Linked DNA regions of Homo sapiens: regions 1 and 2 are each linked to region 3. Evidence: chromatin contacts called from ENCODE Hi-C data. All regions are on one chromosome and are shown on one strand. The core of a region is the stretch at or near the end of the contact, and the rest is flanking DNA. Distances in the headings are between cores, read along the strand shown.

Region 1 (2,700 bases), core at 186-2,685, 510 kb before region 3:
GAAGAAAGAAGTAGAAGATTCTGGTCTTATTTCCTTAGAAGCAAGGAAATTAAGTGTTTTAGTTTTTGCACTCAAAGTAGAGAGTTGTTTGTATACTATAGGGAAAATGACCTTTTTCCATTTTTTATTTCTAAATATTTCTTTAAAAGTCTATAGCCCAGTGGACTCGGGCATTTTCCCCAAACTTCAGTGCTCCTCTCTTCTAGCTATTATGCTGGAAGCTACCTGAAGCCTACCTCTGAACAAAGGAGGGGTTTAAGCTCATTAAAAGTAGTAGGCTTTTACATGACTGCTTCAAAATAACCTGGAGAGAGGCAGAAATGAGAGAGCATAGACTAAGAAGTAAGTTTAGCCATGAGTTCATAACTATTTTAGCTGACTGACAGGTACATGGGGGTTCATTAAACTGCTCTCTCTCCTTCTATATATATTTATACATTCTATAAATGTATAGAATATAAAATTTCTAAATCTTGAATATCTTTTTAATGAAAAGAAGATGTCAAGTCCTCCTGGAAAGCAGGGTTATGTCCCATTGCAACCAACTGTGTTTCCAATGCTGACTCCAGTCACAACTTAATGTTACATTTTGATTTCTTCCCATTGGCCAGCTAATATTCATTCTGAACAATTTAATGTTACTACTGTCATCTATCCCATATACACATACACACACAGTCACTGTTCTCTCATAAGAAATAGAGGTATGTGTGTGTACACACACTAAAGACTACAGTGAATATTATCCCAGATAACTCTACATTGATTAAGGCTGGTTGATAACAACTGCAGTGATTAACAGTGTTGGACGGTCAGTGCTCATCAACTCAGGCATTAGTTCAAGCACAAATGTGCATGGCCTGATGCTCTCCTATCCTAATTTGGTTGTTAGTTGGACTATGCTGGCTTACCTGGGAGAGATTGAAAGTAGCAACAGTGCTGTCATCATACAGAAGAATATTAATAGTGTCCAAAGCCCACGTACTCTCAGCCAAAAGACCTGATTTAAGGGACATCATCACACGCCACGCCTCAGGAGTAACTGAAGATGGGGAAGAACAAGGATATCATGAATGTTGACTCTATGCATGAAAGAACGAAAGTTAACGAAAGAGTAAGAAAAAATAAGTGGAGTGTTAAGTTAAATATTGACTTTAAACAAATGCTCTCAAGGACAGTTAAGCGTGATCATTTCCGATTTTAAATGGAGGCCATAGCTGTAACGAGAAACTTTTGTGGTTTCAGATCTCGCTTTGTTGGTCACGCAGGGGCCGAAAGTGCTTCTGGAGGTGGAGTGGTTGAGCACAGATGGTCCTTTCTCATGGCCGGGTTATTTCTTTCAGCCACCCTACAGAGTCTGCAATGTGGTATCAGAGCTTTTAATAAATGAGTCAAACCCAAAAGTGGTATTTGTCTTCTTTTGGCTTCACCACTCACGAGTGTCTCAAGGTGGCGTCCTGGAAGGCCGCCAAGTATGCAGAACATGGAAGCAAAATTTAACTCCAAGACAGCCTCCTCAGACACACGGCCTTGGCTTCCCAGGCTGCTTTCCTCTAGTCCTGTGCTCCTGCCCTCAGAACATGCTGTGATAAATATTAGCACTTTGATGGCTCAGATTTCTCAGGAGTATGGCTGGAGCCACAGAATGGGAAGTAATTTGTTGTTTTCCCTATTCCTGCTACTGAAGGAAACAAAATGATCAGGTAGAAAGTTTGGAAGATTTGCCATGAGACCCAGCTCGGCCAGATCCCTGGAGCTGCCTGGAGGCTGGGGGCATTCTCCAGGCACCAAGAATCATTGCATGAGGGGGAGACACCGTGGCTTTTCCACTTTTATTTTATCTGTTTTAAAATTTTCTAAGATAGCTACATACTGTTTTTACAATAAAAAAATCAAAATTACTTTTAAAAATAAACATGTAAATTTCCCTAGGTTGAAGACAAATGCTATATAACCCGCACTGGGAGATTTTTAGAAAATTTAGATGTATTTATTTAAACATACATATACACACATAAACACACAATACACGTGTGTGTGTGTGTATATATTTCTATATATAAAATGGTGCTCAGTGTCTGTGTCTCCTTCTCTCCCTCTGCAACCCCATATAAATACACACACACACATATTCTATATATATCTATATATCTATATTTATATCTATCTATATATATATATAAAGGGATATAGATACACATGCATTATATATAAATGGATAGATATATATAAAGGAATATGTGTGTGTGTGTGTGTGTATACAGTGGCACAGTCACTGCTGAAGCCTTGATCTCCTGGGCTCAAGTGATCCTCCTACCTCAGCCTCCTGAATAGCTGGGACTACAGAAATGAATCTCACTTTTGGCTAATTTTTTTTCTTTTTAGTAGAGACGAGGTTTTGCTAGGTTGTCCAAGGGTGGTCTCGAATTCCTGAGTTCAAGTGATTCTCCTGCCCTGGTCTCTCAATCTACATCTCCTTAATGTCCAGTGATTGATGTCTTTCAAATTATTAATATCTTTAATTTTCTAATCACTGAAAAAGATTTTAAGTCAATTTGTTCTTGATATTTTTTGAGTAATTTTTCCTAATATAACTCAGATCTATTATCTTCCTTCCTGTGTTAAAAGTACTTCAAAAATAATGCAGAAACCCTGTGTGTACTTCCAGATAGTCCAGACCTCTGATTAGTATTCAGAACA
Region 2 (2,722 bases), core at 76-2,575, 580 kb before region 3:
TGTTGTTGGTAGTAGGAGTAATAATATTATTGGTGATGGTGGTGGTAGTAATGGTGTTGATGGTGATGATGGTAGTGGTGGTGATGGTGGTGGTGGTGATGGTGTTTGTGGTGGTAATAGAGTTGGTGTTGTGATGATGGTGATAGTGGTGATGGTGGTGGTGACAGTGATAGTGCTAGTGTTGATGGTGGTGGTGGTTGTGCTGGCAATGGTGGTGGTAGCAATGGTGCTGCTGCTGGTGTTGGTGGTGATGATGTTGTTGGTGATGGCTATTATGGTAGTGATGGCTTGGGCAGTGATGGTGATCGTGGTCATGATGGTGGTGGTAGGGATGGTGGTGGTGGTAATGGTGTTGGTGATGGTATTGTGGTGGTGTTGGTATTGGTGGTGGTGTTGGTATTGGTGGTGATGGTTTAGTGTTGGTGTTGGTGAGGGTGGTGGTGGTGGTAATGGTGTTGGTGTCATTGGTGGTGGTAATGGTGTTGGTGTTGGTGGTGTTATGGTGATGGTGGTAGTGGTGGTGATGCTGTTGGTAGTATTGATATTGATGGTGTTGGTGGTGGTGATGCTGTTGGTGGTGATGGTGGGAGTGCTGGTTACATATCAGCCCCTCAGATCATATTGCCTGACTCCCCCGTGTCTCACCCAAAAGGCCTGCCTGGCTTGTGCCATGGTGCGTGTGATAATGTGTGTGCATATGGATGTGTGTGAGTCTGTGTCTGGCCACTTCAGCCTTAGTGCCTCTGAAGTTTACAAAACCCCCAAAGTTTTAAAATAAAATTGGGGTTAAACCATTTGGATCCTGTAAATTAGAAAAAATAAATGAACCACCCAGCAGCAGTTACAGGCAATTAATGTGATTCTGGGAGGGCTTCACTGCAAGATAATGGGAAAGCTGATTATAAATGAGCCAAGGGTAATGAGGGAGGTCATGAGTCCCTTAACTCTGAAGGAGAAGCCAGGGCTCCACTCCGGCTGATGCTGGCTGCTTCGAGGTGCACACAGATCTCTTTCCACATGGGCTTCCCATCCTGGCCGCTGGCCCACACCCAGCCGGGAAGGCAGGCCAGGCCAGTGGGGAAGGGCCGAGCTCAGCCTGGTTTACCACGGCAGGGAGGGGCCTGGGAACGCTGGAACCTGGACTCTTCTGTGCTGTCCCTGCAGCTTCAGAAGAAAAGGCTTCTGAAAATAAATCCAGAGAAGGGCCAGAAAAATGAGGACAGGAAGGGAATGCGTGGGAGGGGAGGTTCCTGTGAGAACAGACGGAAAGCAGGACTTCTGACCTGGAAAGGCCCTTGCAGAGACAGCCTCGGGAGCCAGGAACCAGGGAGACTGGAAAGCACAGGCGTCTGGATCCTGACCGGATCTCTTTTCACTCCTGCAATGAGGAATCTCAAAACCAAACGTGCGGGCTGGCCAGGGACCTCAGGCGGCTTCCTACAGCTTGCCTATTTGCATTCTCGTTTTATCCTTCTCTTGATTTTGTTTCTAACCACTCTCCTGGGTCTTGTAAATATATTTTACATCTTTTGTGTTTTGCTTGCACATATCCTATTGCAAATTCTTTTCTAACAACAATAGCCTGTGAGTGAATAGATGGCCATGCAAGCCACGGCCCCTCACACTCTGAGTGTCTGCTGCCAGCTGACTAAGTCCACTAGGCAAGTCGGGGTTCGGGTTGAGCGAGAGCAATCTTCAAGCACAGCCTCATTTTCTTCAGAACCTGCAGGGTTGGCTGTGTTCTCTCTGGAAACTTGGCCCATGGTCAAGGGGTCTTGGCCCTGACTCGTCATGACCCTGGCCCAGGCCTTCTGTTGTGGAGTAGATGGAAAATCCCTCTTTCTCGTCCTATTCTGGTCTCAGAGGAGTTCTCTGTCCTCAACTCTCTGTAGTTTTGAGACAAGAGGAGCTTCATCCTCTTCCTCACACACTTGGGGTGCAAGGGTCATCCCCACTCTGCACCTCACCCCTCAGGGAACAGAAATGGCTCCTTGGGGGAGGAACTCAGGTGGGATTCTTATGGGATGTCATTGTTCTCTGGAGAATGAATCCATCACTCCCAACCTAGGCTTGTCATGCTGCACCTTGTGAGTGATGTGTGGGGCCCACGGGGCCCATTGGTTTGTAGTGTGCATGGGAGTGAAGTGGCAGCTCATGTCCACACCTCGCGAAGCAACAGCCTGACCGAGTGGCTCAGAGCACAGTCCCAGGCCAGGCTGCCACTGCCTCCTCGTGCCAGCCTCTCTGCGCACCACTGTCCTCCCTGTCAAGTAGGGATACACCTACCTCACTGGGCTACTTGGAGTATTTATAGATAAGAGACTTAACATGCAGTTCAGGCTGGGCACGGTGGCTCACACCTATAATCCCAGCACTTTGGGAGGCCAAGGGGGGCGGATCACCTGAGGTCAGGAGTTTGAGACCAGCCTGGCCAACATGGTAAAACCCCATCTCTACTAAAAATGCAAAAATTAGCTGGGCTAGGTGGTTCACGCCTACAATCCCAGCTACTTGGGAGGCTGAGGCAGGAGAATCGCTCGAACCCAGGACGTGGAGGTTGCAGTGAGCTGAGATTGTGCCACTGCACTCCAGCCTGGGCAACAGAGCAAGGCTCCCTCTCAAAAAAAAAAAATGCTCGTTTCAGCACCGGGCGGATGCAAATTATGACAATGATCATGTTTATGGTGATGATTTCCCCTGGGCAACAGTCAGACACCAGCCT
Region 3 (2,888 bases), core at 58-2,557:
TAGATGGCAAACTGGAGCAGGTAGGTCACTTTCTCAAGGTCACGAAACTAGTAAGTAGCTGTGTCAGTCAGGGTGACTTAAACTGAGCTTTGATAACAAAGAGCTCCCAAATCTTAGTGGCTTACAATATCAAAGATTTATTCCTCCCTCCTGCTAAATGTCTACCAAGGTCTCTGGAGGCTTCTTCCTCAATCTAGGACCTCGGCAGACACTACCAGGACACTGCTGGTTGTCATGCAAGTGGAAAAGGAGAAGACCGCAAAGTGCTCAATGCTGGCACATGTTACTTCTGTTTATTTTGTTGGCCAGAGGCTGTCACATGGTACCTGTAACTTCAGAGGGCCAAGGAAGTACACTCTTATTATCTCAAAGGGAGAGGAGGAATTTTTGCAGACAGCTCTAATGACCACCACAGTGGTAAAGGAAGGATCCCAGAAGAAAGGCATTTTCTAAAGCCTATGCTCTTTGCTCCTATGAGAGCTTCCACTCACGGAGCCCTGGGCGCCTCGTGGGGTCTGAGCACTAAGCGTTTTACAGATATCATTTCTGGTCTTCATAGCCACTTGTTAGGTAGATGCTAATATTCCCTTCATTTCGAGATCAGGTTGCTGAGGCCCAGACAGGTCTTGAAGTAGCTTGAGCCAGATGGTACAGAGAGTACCAAATAGCACGTGTGCAGGCCTCTGATTAGTATGACTCGGGAGGCTCTCTTCTTTCCTTCTTTGCCTTGAGGATTTCCAATGCCACAGACATCATTTCAGTTTCACAACAGAAAACTCACATACATTTTCACAAGATTAAAACTTTGCTTAATCTTGTGTTCATTTATTGTTTTATTAATTGCTCATTGTAAAAATTCAGGTAATACAGGCATGAAGGAGAAAGCGAAAAATCACTAACAATCAAAACATCAAGAGAGAGCCGCTGCTAACATTTTAAGTATGTCCCTCCAGATCTGCTCATCTGTAACTTGTTTCTTCACATAACAATAGGTTGTGAACATCCTTCCAATAAATACACTGCAGTTTTAATGACTGCATAATACTCTATTGAGTGACTGTGCTACAATTTAAAATTCCTTGATGATCCACATTTATCTTCTGTTTAATCTCTCCCTCTTCTCTTGTTAATTCTGAGTTCCAGCTCTTTCTTAACAGTGATGTCTAAAATCTCCTGTGTCTTATGATACAGGATAAGACACAGGTCTCTTATGATAAGAGACCTTATGCTTTCGCATTGTTATGGTCAAAGATCTTTAATCAAAACACTAGTTCCTCTTTGTTACCTCTTTTCTTTCTCCCTCTTTCATAAAGAGCCCCCACAAATGGTATTAAATGTTTTGTTCTGGGAGTTTCAGGCCAGGGATTTTCCTTGACATTTCTTTTTTGTTTCATGTACTTTTTCTGAAATTCCCCAATAAACTGTCCTGTTTTTCTTTTTACTTTTGTTTTTGTATATCCACATTGCTTATTTTATTATATATTTGCATGCCCATATTCCAGAACCACTGAACAGCATGTTTTGTGCTTTTCCTGGCTGTTACCTGTGTGGCAAGGTATTCAGTGGCTTCCTGGCTTCCTTTTCTATGCCCCCTGAGTAACCCCCTATGCAGATTCATCACTTTCCTACTCATTGTAGGTTCCCTGCTTTGCTCATGTTGTTCCCTCAACCTGGAGTGGCCTTTACTGTCATCTAGAGTTGGTCTTCAGAATCCAGCTCAAATGCCTGGCCTTTCACAAAGCACCGTCTGACCCTTTAACTGTTCTTTCCTCTGTGCTTGGTAGCATTTTACTATCACCTCCAATATATACTCAGGAGTCATCTACTGAGCACCTATGGTGTACCCTGGAGGGCTGGGGCAGAACAGACAACAATCAGCCTTGGTATCCACCCTCTAGGAGTCCGGGGAAATAGGAAAACAGAACTGGAACCCAGTGTAGTCCAGGCTGAAATGGAGGTCAGCAGAGACGCCAAGATAATGACAGGGCCACGCCAGCGCTCGCTGGCTTTTCTTTAACGCACGTTTTCCCTTAGTAAAAATCAAGATCCTGAGGGAGAAGTGATCCTTTTTAATTCGCCTTTTCGGGACTTTGTGGCAGCGCTTAACGCGCCTTATGCTTAATGGCACACGTCGGGGGGCTCCCGGGAGATGACGGGTGGGCGGACCCCAGGCGCAGGTCCAGTCCCATTACCCACATTTCCCGGAGCCCAGTCTACTTTTCACATCTTTCATTCCCCCTGAAATAGATGCACATTCGCCTCCAGATTTAGAATAGGAGCAATGAGTATTTCACGAAAGCCTGGAAAATATGACTTTTCCAGAAATGGCTTAAGTCGGTCATAGATCTTCAGGCTCCTGGCAACTGCGGGACGGGGGTGTGCCCTAATTGCATCCATTTCCTCCCAGGCCTGATTGGGAATCTTGCACCGGCATCGCGAGCCCCGCTCTTCGGCCTCCAGGAGCGAGTGAGGGACGCGGGAGAGGGGCTTTTCTTCGGCGTGCGCGTCCCCCTGCCGCCGGCTTCTCCAGCTCCTCGCCGGGCCGCGCTGCCGCCCAAACTCCGCGGCGCCGCCCGCTCCGCGCCCGGCTCCGGCCCAGGTTTTGCGGCCCGCCCGCCGCCGCGCTCGCCGAGCCGGAGGCTGGCGCCGCCGAGGCCGCCGCGGCCGGGGCGTGGGGGCCGCACCGCGCACGCGCGCCCGCGGCGTCTGAGGCTCCCTGCGCCCCGACTCCGCGCGGCCGGAACCCTCGCGCCGCCGCGCCACCCGGAGCCGCCCGGGACCCGGACCCCGCGCGCCCCGCGCCGGGCGGGGACTATTTTCTCTGCCCGTGTCCTCTCCTCTCCCCACGCCGGGAGGAACATTCCTGGCTCTCCCCGCCCGGCTGCGTC

The links. A loop is a pair of places that touch in the nucleus more often than their neighbours do. Pooled maps may share reads with other maps.
Region 1: a map with no recorded cell type shows a loop between it and region 3 (5-fold over the local background). The contact joins two enhancer-like sites. A Hi-C loop is called at or near these places in 14 of 37 single-sample maps with no recorded cell type and 4 of 50 pooled maps.
Region 2: a loop to region 3 is called in a map of heart left ventricle, with 5 times the contacts of the local background. The contact joins two enhancer-like sites. A Hi-C loop is called at or near these places in 11 of 168 maps with a recorded cell type or tissue (B cell, CD8-positive, alpha-beta T cell, ascending aorta and 6 more), 6 of 37 single-sample maps with no recorded cell type and 31 of 50 pooled maps.

Annotation. Positions count from the first base shown.
Region 1 is chr6:157,202,208-157,204,907 of GRCh38, reverse strand. ARID1B (AT-rich interaction domain 1B) reads right to left here. Exons shown (of 20, transcript NM_001374828.1): 19 at 912-1,042. Among named protein-coding and RNA genes, the nearest start is that of TMEM242, 120 kb to the left of the region's middle. Within about 2 kb of position 1,435, at least 2 of the 41 ENCODE cell types and tissues checked have a DNase peak (open chromatin) inside an H3K27ac peak, as active enhancers do.
Region 2 is chr6:157,268,019-157,270,740 of GRCh38, reverse strand. No RefSeq gene overlaps it. Among named protein-coding and RNA genes, the nearest start is that of TMEM242, 54 kb to the left of the region's middle. RefSeq lists an enhancer at 2,654-2,722. Within about 2 kb of position 1,325, at least 23 of the 41 ENCODE cell types and tissues checked have a DNase peak (open chromatin) inside an H3K27ac peak, as active enhancers do; they include ascending aorta, where a contact is called at or near this core.
Region 3 is chr6:156,687,235-156,690,122 of GRCh38, reverse strand. No RefSeq gene overlaps it. Among named protein-coding and RNA genes, the nearest start is that of ARID1B, 89 kb to the left of the region's middle. RefSeq lists a silencer at 2,598-2,888 and an enhancer at 2,261-2,888. Within about 2 kb of position 1,307, at least 8 of the 41 ENCODE cell types and tissues checked have a DNase peak (open chromatin) inside an H3K27ac peak, as active enhancers do; they include ascending aorta, where a contact is called at or near this core.